Linked DNA regions of Mus musculus: region 2 is linked to region 1. The links are chromatin contacts, found by Hi-C in ENCODE. All regions are on one chromosome and are shown on one strand. Each heading gives the region's core, a stretch centred on a gene start or an enhancer-like site at or near the end of the contact. The rest is flanking DNA. Distances are from core to core; before and after follow the strand shown.

Evidence for each region. A loop is a pair of places that touch in the nucleus more often than their neighbours do.
Region 2: a map of T-helper 17 cell shows a loop between it and region 1 (4-fold over the local background). The contact joins the promoter of Tes here to the promoter of Mdfic in region 1. A Hi-C loop is called at or near these places in 3 of 37 maps with a recorded cell type or tissue (T-helper 17 cell and regulatory T cell).

What each region holds. Positions count from the first base shown.
Region 1 is chr6:15,717,112-15,724,258 of GRCm38, forward strand. Mdfic (MyoD family inhibitor domain containing) reads left to right here and starts at 3,550. Exons shown (of 5, transcript NM_175088.5): 1 at 3,550-3,852; 2 at 4,076-4,253. The coding sequence starts at 4,160.
Region 2 is chr6:17,061,127-17,068,273 of GRCm38, forward strand. Tes (testis derived transcript) reads left to right here and starts at 4,023. Exons shown (of 7, transcript NM_207176.3): 1 at 4,023-4,187. The coding sequence starts at 4,161. Gm15473 (predicted gene 15473) reads right to left here and starts at 4,461. Exons shown (of 2, transcript NR_167659.1): 1 at 3,466-4,461.

The DNA.
Region 1 (7,147 bases), core at 2,300-4,799:
TTCCCAGCCTTAGGGCTGGGCTATCCTTTCCCCAGAGGCTCTTTCCTATATAATCCACACATTTTGGGCTCCCCGCCCTTCTTTTCATTCTCTCCGCTCCCCCCTTCCTTCCCATAGTGACTCTCCTAGCCTCAGTCCTTGTGTCCAGTGAACTCTCCTGAAAAGAGCTTCCCAATAAACCTGTGTTTAATCTAATCTAATATCTAATCTAATCTAATCTAATCTAATCTAATCTAATCTAATCTGACTTGACTTGGCTCATGCTTTTTAATAGGTAAAATGCTTCTGCTGCTCCAGAGAGGTAAATTAATATTGAAAGTGTTAGTTTTTATTTAATGCATAGTATCTGTGCATTTTCATTCCTTTCCTTTGGAAAAACCTCTGTATCTGCTCTTTCCCACCTATAAGAGACTGTTGTCGGCCCTATTTGCTGTAGTGAGATTTACAGGTTTTAAAGTTACTCCTCCCATCTAGATACACTTCTATAGCCACTAGCCACTCCCTCTCCATGCTCTCCCTCATCCTACTCTCTGGTACTCATAACCCTACGCTTTCGGGAGAGCAATAGTCAATGATTTGGAGCATTTCTCACACACGTGGCACTTTTCCAAATGCTATCGGGATATAACCTTATTAAGTCCTCATAGAGAAGCTCACTCGTCTTCCCTTTGTGAGGCAACCGCAGCGCAGAGCATTTGACTCACGTACTCCAAGTCAACAGGGAGCAAGATGCAGCTTTTGACCAACTTGGTGACTCTACAACACAGTGTCCTGGTTGGTTCCTAATATTTTTACTTGAATTTTATTCCTTCCCTTGCTAGAGCAAGACGCTTATACTTAATCCAAGGAACAGTGGAATATGGAGAAACCCTGCTGTTTAAGGCTGAAGTCTATCTACTATGACCAGATAGCTTCTCTGAGCTCAGCACAAAATGGAGGACTCCCAATTCTCTGACCTTGTCTGGGAAGCCTGATTCCCCACAACTTCTACCTAGGGGAAGGAACGTCCAGTAGTCCTTGGCAGACCTACAAGTTCAGTTTCCTCTTTTCCTCTTGCTCTTTTCCCAATAAGAATCCACCGAGCAAGTACCTGGGGATTCCTGGAATGTCTCTCCATGGAAATGAGCTATTCACAGAACTTTAAAACTTTAGCCAATGATTTTCACTTACCAGGAAAGTGCCTTACCACTCTCCAAAGTTCATATATACCCTTGGTCCACCCCAATAGAGGTATTCACCCAAGCTAAGATTGGCAAAAGAGCTGTTTCATTGAAGATACTCAGAGAAGGCCTTTGCCCAAATGATCTGTAACACTAAGATTCTCAGAGAAGGTCTCTCTCCTTTATCCCAGTTCCCTGACCTCACTCTCCACCCCTCACTCCTGCAGAACTCCACCCATTTGGGAAACTGGCTGGCTGTCCAACATTCATACCATAGTGAAAGAGGATGTTTTATGCTCATCTTATCAGAAAAGTTAGGTATCTTATGTCATGTGTAAAAGTGAAATATGGTGTGCAATTCGATGAAAAAACATTTATTGGGGGAGATGGCTCTGTGGGAGAATGGCTTGTGTGCAAGCCTGAGAAGGTGTGTTGGGAGAGATAGAAGTGTAGCCTTATAATTCTGGTGTTCCTACAGGGAGATGGGTGTTAGAGACATGTAAATAGCTGTAAATTCAGAAGTCTGCATGCTATCCTGGTGTGTGTAGCTAGGGACAATAAGGGCACCCTGTTCAAACAAGGTGAAAGGTAAGGACTGGAGGCCATCCTCTGACCTCCACAAGGGTACCATGTGCTTGTGACAGAATGAACAAACTGAACAAGGAGATAAACAGTAAGGGGACAAAGAAGAACTTTGCAGAACTTTCTCACTGACTCTTGTAAGCAAAGGCTGTGCTTTGTAGAGCACAAGTTTCCTGTGTGTTCTTTAATGCTGACAAGCCTTCCCCACAACTGACCTGGTCCCAAGAGGTAGGTGTTGGTATTCTGTCTGGACTCCACCCCCACAGTTACCTGGCATTAGCCAGGTAGGCCTGACCCACTATAAAAGGGGCTGATTGTCTCCTCCTCCCTCTCTTGTGCTCTTGCCTCTCTTGCTCATTGCTCCCTTGCTCCCCCACCCCCATTCCTTTCCCCTCTCTCTCCATGTGGTCTCTACTTCTCTACTCTCTCCTTCTCTCTGCCTTTCTCTGCCTCTACTATTCTCTTAACTCCCCTCCCCCTGCCCTGAATAAACTCTATTCTATACTATACAGTCCTGTGACTGGTCCCTCAGGAAGAAGGGATGGCTTGACATGGGCCCCACCAAGACACCCCCTTCCCCACACCCCACCAGCTAGAACATATCTTTATAGCTCTTTCTCTTTTTATGATCACAACAGTAGGTTCTATGTAGTCCAGACTCTTGACACGTTCTTAAGAGACTTAAGGCACTTTTTACAATGTCATCTATGAATCTACAAATTTTATTTAAAAACGGGGCCATATCTATTAGCTATAGGTCACCGAGAAAAATGCCATTTTCTATGGAATCCAAATACCTGCCTTCAGAACCTTTGAAGATTGATTTCTCGGAGTAGTTGAAATCAAGTTCTTGTTTCTTTAGAGGTAAGAAATAGACCTTTTCCGTCAGTTGAAAAGAACTTGAATGGTCACTTTTTGAAGATAAACATTCCTGATGTATTATTAGTAATGATGGGGGTGAGTGAGAAGGAGAAACCATTAAGTTTCTTCAGTTTTGATATGCACCTCCACTGAACTCTGCATTTCACTCAAACAAAGAACAAAAATTAACCAGATGTATAAAAGTTCTTAACAGCCCGTTACACTTGCTCTTGGCCCTTTAGAGTCTGCCACAGTCAGAACATTTCATTTAAAAAGCCACCGACAATGAACCTTTTACGTCTGAGCACAGTTTAGCTTCCCGCAGACGTCACACGGTCAGAGAGGCACTCAGCCTGGGGTAGGACAGATGTGCTCAAGAATGTTCACCTTGCACTCCTGGGTGGCTCTGTGCAACTGGTTTAACCAGATCAGGAATCCTGTCTGACAGAAGTAAAGTAATAAAAAAGAAAAAGATGAAGAGATTAGACAAGTACTTGGGACCTGTGAACAAGGTTTTAAATACACATTTATGTCTTCATAGTACCAGGAAAGTCAGTGTGTGTGTTTGAACACACATGTACATTCATCACACACACACACACACACACACACACACACACACACACACACACACACCCTTCCCTGTTTTCAAAGGTCGCTTCCCTGGGGCATTCCTCAAGATTATTTAATAGTCTATCGAAGGGCAGGATTGAAAGTGGTTTGAGGGGGACTTTCCCAGAAAGGTTGAAGATGTTTGAGCTGCCAAGGTTAGCTCCCTCCCTGTTTTCCCTAACCTTGGTGGGCCTGGGCTAGGGAGCCTGCATCTGGCCTGTCCAGCTCTGGCCTCCTGACCCAGACAGCTCCCTCGCAAGGGAGCTCAGGGCCAAACCTAGGTCGCGCCGCCCCCAACCTCGGGGCTGTCTGCCAAGAGTTCGAGGCCACCCCAATCCGGATATGATGAAAGGGAGCCACAGAGAGAGAAGTGTTTGAAGAGTGTAGGAGTGGCAGCGCGAGGGTGAAAGAGACGCACAAGTGGATCCTAAAGTCCTTCCCGGAGGAGAGGGGCTGCCCGGAGGGAAGGGACGGAGTGCGCGGAGTCAGCGCGGGCGGCTGCCACTGTCGCTGCCACTCCCGGGGCCGGAGGGACGTGGTCAGGCTGCCAGGGCGTGATGGGGCCGCGGCCAGAGCCTCGCTGACTACCGGTGGCGGGAGGAAGGGACCCGGAACAGCCCACGGGGGGGATGCCAAGGTAGGTGGAGGTCCCTTAGGTCGCTCTGCCGCCGAGTCCCCGCGCGTCCCCTCCCAGCGCGCGCGTCCCGTTCGCAGCGTCCCCCCAGGCTGCTTTCAAATCCTAACTTCCCTGGGGTGGAGTTGGAGGAGGGACGCGGAGGGGGAGGGAATGGCCCAGGCATTGCGGCGTGCTGTGCTCTAAAAACAGTTGATCCTGCTGTCCCTTTTGCTTTTCCCGCCAGAGGCAGGCCGTTTCCTGCACCCAGCACCTAAGCAGCTGGGGTCCGTGCACCCCGCGGGGACGGCTCTGGCTCGGAGCGTGGCCCATGTCCTGCGCGGGTGAAGCCCTCGCTCCCGGGCCCGCGGAGCAGCAGTGCCCGGTCGAGGCGGGCGGCGGCCGGCTGGGCTCCCCGGCCCACGGTGAGTAACAAGTACTTGCGAGTTGCGAGTTTCTGGGACGTGCTTGCACACTTAGGGATGGGTGGTGGTGGTGGTGGGAGTGGGGAACTGCGAGGATGGGCTTCAACTTCGGAATTGTGAACTTTTGCACACTTATGTTACTTAAACAAGTCTGCCAGAGGATCACTGCCCCAGATCAACAACCGGATAGGAGGGCGGGATCCCTGGCCCCTCTATTCCCTTTTCTTGCTAGAAACTGGTTGACTAGATGGCTTCTACCTTCTGCCTAAGCACTTCTTGGCCTGGGACTCAGGAGGGGTGTGAAGTCTCCAACCCTTGTCTAGTACTCTTAAGTTCTTATGTTCTTTTCTCATGCAGGGCAGTCTCTGCTCTCTGAGCTAGCGTGGGCTCTCCTCATCTTTCTGGTTCTTGTGGGGTACTCTGACCCCCAGGTTAAGCATCCAGGTTTCTGAGACCAGTTTCTTTTGGAATGGCTCGTGCATATGTTTTCAATAACGTTTGTTTTGGAATAAACACGTTCCAAGAATGAATTAACTCTTTTGAGTTCTTCCAAAGGGAAAACAAAATCGTTTGCTTCTGGGAAGCTTCCATAACCACATTTTAAAATTCTTTGAAGGTAATAGACTTCAGGTGCTCTTTGGTGGCAGAACCAGACTCTCACCATTTCTCTTCCCTTTTCCAGTAAGGACAATTCCAATGAGGACAGTTCTGACTGGCAGACACCAGATAACTTTCCAGCTCTCCAAAACTCTTGATTTTAAGCATGTCTAAAATCTTGTCTCCCAGTACCCAAATATATACTGCCTTAAGTTTCTTTCTTCTCTTTTTAATTCGGGGGGTGGGGGGTGGGGAGGGGGGGGAGGAAAGGAGTTGCTGTTCTAACCAGAGTAGATAGTAGCAGAAAACATCCAAGCGTAAATTGAAATGTTATGTTTATCATTTCGATTTAGAAGAGTGACTCATTTCTTTTCCTAAACAGAGAGAATCCAAGTGATTAGCTGTAGAGAAGAACCAGATTGATAAACACGTTTTCTCAGAAGCAGCCCGTCTTACACACACTGCATTGTCAACATTGTCATCTCCCTGCCATTAGCCATGCCCGCCCACCCTCCACAGTCATAGCCACTCGTCGATAGGCTCTTTATACTCCCACTTCAGTCATTAATCACTCCTGGTAAACAATGCTTACGCCAAAAATCAACTGCAAACACTCCAGGTAAAACTATTGGGCCGGGTGTGGTTGTGCACGCCTTTAATCCCAGCACTTGGGAGGCAGAGGCAGGCGGATTTCTGAGTTCGAGGCCAGCCTGGTCTACAAAGTGAGTTCCAGGACAGCCAGGGCTATACAGAGAAACCCTGTCTCGAAAAACCAAAAAAAAAAAAAAAAAAAAAAAAAAAAAAAACCAAAAAAAAAAAAATTGGATTTGGAAATAGCCAATACGCACAAAATCTAGTGTTAACGCTAGGGATGGTTAAAATCTCCTGGAAGAACTTGTCATGGTACCTCCTGTGTACAAAGCTGCTTGGTGTCAGGTGATCTGCGCACAAGGAGGAAGACATCTCAAAGGGCCTGAGGTTAACGCTAGCTGCATACAACGTGTATATCTCTCTATGGAAAACCAATGTCCTCTTGCAATTGAACATTGCCTTCCTCCAATAGTCCCACCTGCTCACCCTATCGCTGGGAAACAAAACATAGTGTCTGAGCATAGTAGGACACTAGTGTTCAGTTAATCAAAGTTTAGTTTTAAAATTCTACACACTAAATTAAGTAAGGAAAATATAACATTTAAGGGACATTTACAGAAGATATTTGCAAAAGAAAAAAAAGGAATGTGAGATATGTCTTCTGCCGTGTTAAACACACTTATTATATGTGCACCTAATATATGTAAAAGCACATTTAGTATGTTGTGATGAACTATTCACTATGTTAACCCAAGGTGTAATTCTTAAAAATTGGAAGTAATCTTAGGGATTTTTAAAATCTAGTTTGAACCTCCTAATCAGATTCTGGGCTCCTTTCTAGAACCTGGAATGTGGGGTTGAGAAACGTAACATGATAGCCTGCTGCATTTTCAACACTGAGTTTGCAAGGTTTTCTTTACTGAAAGGACAGTCCTGGACGCGGACCTTTCCGCTGTGCTTCTGTGAACTTTTCTGTTGCTTTGAAAGCATAGATATTATAGTACTAATATCTACAATGCTGTTACAGAGTAAGGTGCTTGCATGCTACATGCAATAAATGGGGACCAGGAAAGTGACAGGCAAGGTATCTGTGGGATTCAGTGTCCAGGAAAGGAAGTGGGCCAGGCGATAACACGACTTAGTTCTAGTTAAGTACTGTCATGTGGGTTCATGTCTTCTGATGTCCTAAGGGATACTAGATGCATATGTGTATTGTTCCATCATTTTATAGTAACAAATTGAGTCAGTTTGTGTGTGTGTGTGTGTGTGTGTGTGTGTGTGTGTGTGTGTGTGTGTATGTGTATGTTTGTTTATTTTCCCCTGTGGCAAAGAACCTACCACATCTGGAGGTTGGATCTGACCTCTGGGCTTCTGATTTGTTGTCTCTGCTTTTGCAAACAGAACGTAAATGAGTTTTAAATGATTTTCCTGTTTATAACCAACATCTGAAATATTGAGTTATGCTCTCATGCAAAATTCCTGTAGAAATACCTTGGTAGGTGAAAGGCCATTTGGGCCTCACTTGTTCTCATAAGAAAATGGGTTTGTAGATATGATTCCTTGCGTTGTCCTTTCCTTTCCTTTTGGATTAAGCATTTGGATGCTCTTTCTGCTGTCATGCAGTACTGTAAACGAGAGTCTTTTCTCTAAGAGCTACGTTCAGAAGTTTGTGATTTATATATAGTGGAATCTTTAGAAATATTTTA
Region 2 (7,147 bases), core at 2,773-5,272, 1.3 Mb after region 1:
GAGCTTCAGTTTGTGTGTCCTGCAGAGAGGCCTTTGTGCTGGCATCAGCCCAAGTGGATTGGATCGGAGGTCCAAACTCCCCCAAGTTGAATCTATTACCTGGTTTGAAAGCCCATTTCTGGGTCTTTTGTTTGAACAGAGAAGATATCAACATGAGAGCTGGAAGTGCCTTCTGAGATGTCAGGAGGGGTAGAAGGCAGTTGTAGGAGGAAAAGCACCAAGTCTGGTGTAGGGAAAGCAGTGAAATGAGGGTCTCTGTGTCCCCAGAGAGGAGCAGCGCTTTGATTTCTGGGATTATGTAGTGCCTGCGTCTACTCCCAGATACATTCTAGCTGTCGAGTTTTGCAGGACACTTGTCTACTGATCATATATTGCCATCTTGTTATTAATTTATCGAACTAGCCCACCTGGGTTTCTGTTACTTGCAATCAAAAGGGGTTTAATTACAACACCAGCTTCAGCTAGACGAAACCCCAGGATGGAGGGTAGTAGGTGGGTATACATCTCACCACTAGCTGAGGAGCTGCTGGCATCCGACAGCTTCTGGAAGAGGAACATTCAATTTTCTTTAAGGATGTCGATCCCTGGTCGGGTTTACCACAGGCCAGAGCTCTACTCCCAAGACTAGCTGGAAAGCCCAAATCAGACTCTATGGAGAGAGCTGGCAGTGATAGTAATAGGAGGGGTCCAAGAAGGGAGCATGGATATTTAATATTTTCAAAATACATTACATGAACGTTTTAAACTATTAATAAAAATATTGTTAAACAGCACTTATTAATCTTCAGCCAGGGAGTATTCTTTTTTTTTTAAAGATTTATTTATTATATATAAGTACACTGTAGCTGTCTTCAGACACACCAGAAGAGGGCGCCAGATCTCATTATGGATGCTTGTGAGCCACCATGTGGTTGCTGGGATTTGAACTCAGGACCTTTGGAAGAGCAGTCTTACCCGCTAAGCCATCTCTCCAGCCCAGGGGATATTCTTCTGAGAAGTTTTGGGAAACACCTATACTACTCGCTTCCCTGACCTTGCTTCTACTCCCTCTCTCTATAGAATGTCATTGTTCCTACAGGTCTACCTCTCTCTGTGTAAACAGCATCTATACACAACTTAAGAGCAAACAAAACTCCCTAGGCCTGTCTACATTGCTCAGTGTCCATGACAGCCCAGAGGTCCAGGAAGGGCTCAGTCACTTCACTGATCATAGATTGTAATTAGATTACCCACGGCCTATTTTTAAGTGCAAAAAATTACATATTATTATTGTAATACATATTGGTCTACATAAAGACCTTTTTAGTATGTTTGTGTAAAATCTAGTATATTTGCTTATTTTTCTAAGAATAAAGACACTCAAAACAAAACACGTCTCTCTTTGATTGATTTCTCCTCTGCCAGAGAAGGTCATGTGCTTGGCTGATTTTCCATGAGTTTTGGGGTGGAGCCAAGTTAAACATTAACCACAGAACTCCAGTAGACACAAAAGAAGCTCCAATTCTTAAGTACTATGTGCCCACAATTCACCAACGATGCACCCTCCAAAAGCATCAATGGCTTCTGCTAAGTGCGCCTCACACCGGATCCTTCTCTCGTATTTCAGGCGGTGGCTAACCCTTCCTCCCCAAAGTTCCTCTCTTTGATACATGGCTTTGATTCTTTCACCCTGGTCTTCTCGCCTCCTTTGACTGGCTTTTTAGCTGTCCGTGCTGGTCCTGTTCAGCCTGGCTTACTGGTTGTCATCCAGATCTTCTAGTTTACCATCCTCTAAGCTGTTCTTGATGCCACTCATGACTTTTAATTAATCCAGGTGGGAAGCTAACTTCCCCAAGTCACCATTCCAACATAGGCCTAATCTCTAAATGTGTTTCAGCATCCCAGTTTCAAGTCCAATATATTCAAAACCATACCTGTTACCTGTCCATATCTGCAGTGACAAATGCACAGCTATATAAAACTCTGCCCTGTCCCATAGATTCCTTTTCCCCCTAAATCTACCAGAGATGATGACACCAGAAATGCCTGCATCTGTCTACTCATCTATCATTGACTCCAGTCATCAAACTGGGCAAGTTCTAGCTCCTGACACCTCTGCTGTCTAACACTTAACCACTTGATAAAAGATTTCAGTCCAGTTCTCCTAACATTGATCTACCCTGTTTCAATTTCTATAAATTATCCACAAATGGTTGGCAATAATCTATAATCGGCAAGATGGAAACTCCAGTTAGAAACCACTGAATTCCAATATTGGGAAGGCTTGCAAGGAAGAAAAGGAGGAAGACAAAAATTGATGGAAAAACAAAACAAAACACACAAAAACCCAAACACTAACACTTCCATATCATTTTTCTTGGTGTCATCTCTTCTCTTTCACAAACAAAGGGCCCCAGGCTTATGTCACAACATTTGCTTTATGGCTATTTTAGACAGATTTCCGGGACATCTCTCTGTTAAGCTTTCTGGAAAAGCAGAAATGTTACCAGATCTCATCAGAGTGCATTAACACCCACACTGGGCAGACTCTGTAGACCCAAGTCTGTGGGGTGATTTGGGAAAATGCCTTAGAATACTTTATTCCAATTTAATGTAAAGCAAAAACTATAACAAGCTATTTTGATCATTGTTAGCTGGATACTGAAAACATACACATGTTAAACCAATGCTCTGTTAAGCAGTATTAACAAGTTATCAAGTACAACAGTATATAAAGTGTTGGCTAAAGTGTATTTTGAAGTGCTTTAGTTACCAAATGTCCAGACGTAAAATGAAACATCTCGACCCAAGTATCTGCATTATATGGAGATTTTATTTTTAATATCACGTGCATATAGAGGAAAACATATATACATATGCATATGTAGACGCTGGACTAGGAGATCACCAGATACCTAGCCATCAACAATTTCTATGTAGTAGGAACTGAATAAAATTACTTCGGGCTAGAGAGATGGTTCTGTTGTTAAAAGCTCCTGCTGCTCTTGCAGAGGACTTGATTTCAGTTCCCATCCCCCAAGGCAGGGGCCTCACGGCGGCCTGGAACTCCAACCTCAGAAGATTCTACTTATTCTGGGCTCTAAGTGAACCTGCTCTCAAAAGTAGGCATGCTCACACATAGATGCATAATTAACTCACACCCCCTGTCCCCCCAATTTACTGGGACTCAAGCTCTGTTCCCAATATGTTGTATCTGAGAGGTGCCTGTACTTCGGGGCCTACAGATCCTTGCAAGATGTATGAAGTAAATTAATCCCTAGGGTCCTCCACGCCCCAACAATCCAAGATGAGGTTCTTTCCGCAATAGCTATTGAAAGAAAAGATAGAATGGGTTCTTGGTGGCCCAGGCTTCTGTGAGACCGCAGTTTGAAACTAGACTTCACGAGAAGCAAGAGCAGCTCGCCTTTTTCCCACTTAGTAGGTCCAAAAAGGGAACCCTGTTTCCCAAACAAGGACACCACTTACTTCTGCAGTAGTTGCTGTGAGCCTCCCGTTGCTTTTTAGTGTTGAGTGCTCACAAAACAATATAGTGGTAGTCTTGATGGGCATCAACGATGTGAGAGAAGCTTCCTTGGAAGTGCACAGGACTCTAGAGAAAGCATTGGAGAAATGGACATCTCCACCATTCAATAGTGAAACCAGGGCCCGTGCTCATCTCTGGGATGCCCAAGGAGCTCCATGACTTCTTTTTGTCTCTGAAATCAGCCAAGAAGTTGGTACTGGGAGGGTCACTCACTCCTCTTGGCCTGCTTGAAAAGTCCTCGGACACACAAGTACAACTACCGAAATGTAAAGGTATGGGTCTGCTCTTCAGCTGGAGGAAAGGATGGCCCCACAGAAGTCCAGTGGGTGCAAGGCTTTGAAGAAACTAAGTCGGTGCGCCCAGGGAACTCCGCAGGGCCCCGCCCCTCGCGGCCCCGCCCCTCACCTTGCTAGCGGCACGCTCTGGCTGCGAAGGTGCGTGCGGCGCGCGCTGATTGGCCGCTACCCGGCACTGCCCCGCTGCCATTGGCTGCCAGGGCCTCTTTGTTCCAGGTCCCAGCCGCTGCCGAACCGGGCTGCGGAAGTTCGAGTGCCCATGCTGAGTAGCAGCGGCAGCGGCGCCGGAGTTCCCGCAGCGGAGATCGCGGACGCGGGACTGAGCCCCTCCGACGCCCAGTATGGACCTGGAAACCAAAATGAAGAAGGTGAGTGGGGCGGGCGACGGGCGTGGTCGCCTCACCTGAGCGCGGGAGCTGGTCCGGGTTCCGGGACCAGACCCGGTGGGTGCGGCTGGAGGATGACTCCCCGGACCCCGATCCCTTGGGTGACTGTCGCTGCGGAGCGGGACCCTGCAACTCGCTGTCTCTGCGCCTGAAACTTTTCGGAAAACCTTTCGGCCACGCCTTCCCCCAAGCCCTGGGCGAAGTCTTAGGCGAGGTGGTGGCTGACACCGCTTCCTGCCTGGGGAAGCAGCGCTCTGGGGAGCCTGTGTGATTCAGTGATGTGGCTTTGACATCCTCCTCCCCTGCAGTCTGGCTGCCCCAGGCGCTCTAAAGTGGCTGCTGACTGGTGACACTTCCTTCACACCCGCGCCTGCTGATAACTTCTGAAGTGATGACTTTTGGGGGATGTGTATGTGTTTCACTTATGGCTTGAGTGCCAAAACACTGTCTCCTTCTTGCGGAGTTAATTCTCAAAAGAAAATGCCGTTTGGCAGCCAGGCACAAACAGCGGTCATTGCAGGTGCTCAGCGGCCCCGCCTGCGGAGCACCCTCCTGGCTGCTCCTGGTGTCCAGGCTATAAAGGCCCTACCTGAGGAGCTCCGAGATTAGGTCTCTCAGGTCGCCTGGGAGAAAGAGGTGGGGACCAGACTATGACTCAAAAGAATGCTGACGTCACATTCTATTGTAACTTTCGACCTTAAAGGTCTTGTTCTCGGGAATTGCGCCTGTTTTCTTTCAAGTGAATTTAAGTTAGTTGGTCATTTTTCAAATAAGGAAGGAAGTTGTGCACAGTAAGAAAGCCAAGTTGAGGAAACTTTCTTCTGCGGCTTTGCAGTTGCAGGTTCATCTTCTAAAAGGGAATTTCTATTTTGTGCCAGAATTGAAGGTTTCAAATCGTATGCAAATATATGGTATGAGGTTTAGGAAGCTGTTGATAAATAAAAATTTGAACCTAGGAAACAGTTCCTTGGTCTCTTCTGATTAAAATCAACACTCAGAAGGGAAGGGAAGAACAGGAAATAGAAGATTCTTTCTAGTCTCTTCCTGTTTGATATTTATTCTTTTAACGTGTGTTTTGGTTACCTGTGCTTGCCACTTAGAAAGCAGCGGATGTGCTGTGTAGTCTTCTGTTGATGAACACACACTGAACTTACTGAGTTTTTATATAAGAACGTCTTTAGGTGTTTGTCCCAAATGATAGGTTGTCTTTGTTTGGAAATGCTGTCCTTGAAGGGAGGGAAGGATGAATAAGCAAATGAGAGGATTGTTAAGGTAATGACGCTATTATGCAGGATACTATCTTGGTGGATATATCTTACTCATACCTTTGTCAAACGGCACAGAATGTAGGATAACAAAAGTGAACTGTAGTGAGGAACCTGAACTTGGGAAACAGCGATAAGCCGCTGTGTCTCTTAAATGACCGCCTCCGAACCCTGGTGTTGTAGATCGTGAGGGGGCCAGGCTGGACATGTGTTGTCAAAGACCATGGGGGAAGCTTCATGCCTCTGCTCAGCTTTGCTGTGAACCTAAAAACCTTTTTTTTAAGTTCTCTAATCAAAACAAAACACAATCTTTGAGACAAGAGACAATAATTTTCAGAAAAAAGTCCAAACTTAAGAATTTCGAGGTTTCGAGCTGGGCGTGGTGGCACACGCCTTTAGTCCCAGCACTGGGGGGGTGGGGGGGTGGGGGGGGCAGAGGCAGGCAGATTTCTGAGTTCGAGGCCAGCCTGGTCTACAAAGTGAGTTCCAGGACAGCCAGGGCTATACAGAGAAACCCTGTCTCAAACAACAACAACAACAACAACAACAAAGAATTACATGGTTTACAAGGGTTTAAAAAAAATGTGCAGATATTTACAAGCAGTTTTCTGAAGTCTTGTTTATAATGAATAAATCCTTTCAAATGTGGCATAGCAGTCCCTTACACCTTTACTTTAAAAGGATATCTTTTTCAACCAAGTGCCTTTACCGTATCTGTAAGCTTGTAGCTTTCCATCCCACCTCAAGAAAAGAAAGATTTCAGAAATTTAAAGAACATGCAATACTGTTAATAAATGCTTATTTTATGACACTGTCACGTCTGGTGATTCTCAGAAGGGTCCTCTATCAGTAAATGATTAAGAAACCCAACAGCGACACATCTGACACCAGTCATGTTCTTCATTTACCTTCCTAAGCTATTTTTTCAGTGGGTTGTATAAGAAGTTCCCTAGTACTTCCCTAGTAGTGTGAAGACTCTGGGAGCACATTAAACCATAATCTCAAAAGAAATATGTATTTAGGGATTGCTTTACTTCTAAGTTGCTCTCTAACACACTTAAAGAAATATTCCAAGACTTTCTGACTCACCTCCAAGGCTTTTTCCCCTGGATTTCGAATCTGAATTGTTTCAGAGTCTTCTCAAGGACTCAAGAAAAGCCATGATTTGAATGTACAGTTGACAGCAAAGGCAGTGTGGAGATGGGAATATAGATGCATTTAAATAAAAATCAGTTTGACTTGTAGCTTGGGATATGCGGTATTTCCCCCTTCCAAAGCCCTTACATTGTATTGTTGATTTCAGAAGGACTTTTTCCCAGGCAGATGGAAAATATTATTTATTTTCCATTAACATGTCCTGTGAAAAGAATGAAAGAGGTCAGTCTTTACCTTCCAGTGGCCTATGTGGGCTTTACTATTGTAAGAGTGTTTGGTTGATAAAGGGAGAGGTTTCTCCATGAACTTGCCCTTGCCTTGATTTGCAGTTACACACCATTGTCGCCCTTGTCACAGGCACACTGGGTTTCATAATTGCTGTTTTTCTGGATTTTGTTTTGTTTGAGGTAAGTGAGCTGTTGCTAGGATGTGGAAGCTAGTTTGTCTACACAGAGTTTTGTTTCAACCATATTTTAGAGAAGAATTTGACTTTTATGTTCCTACCGGATCCTTTGAAGCACT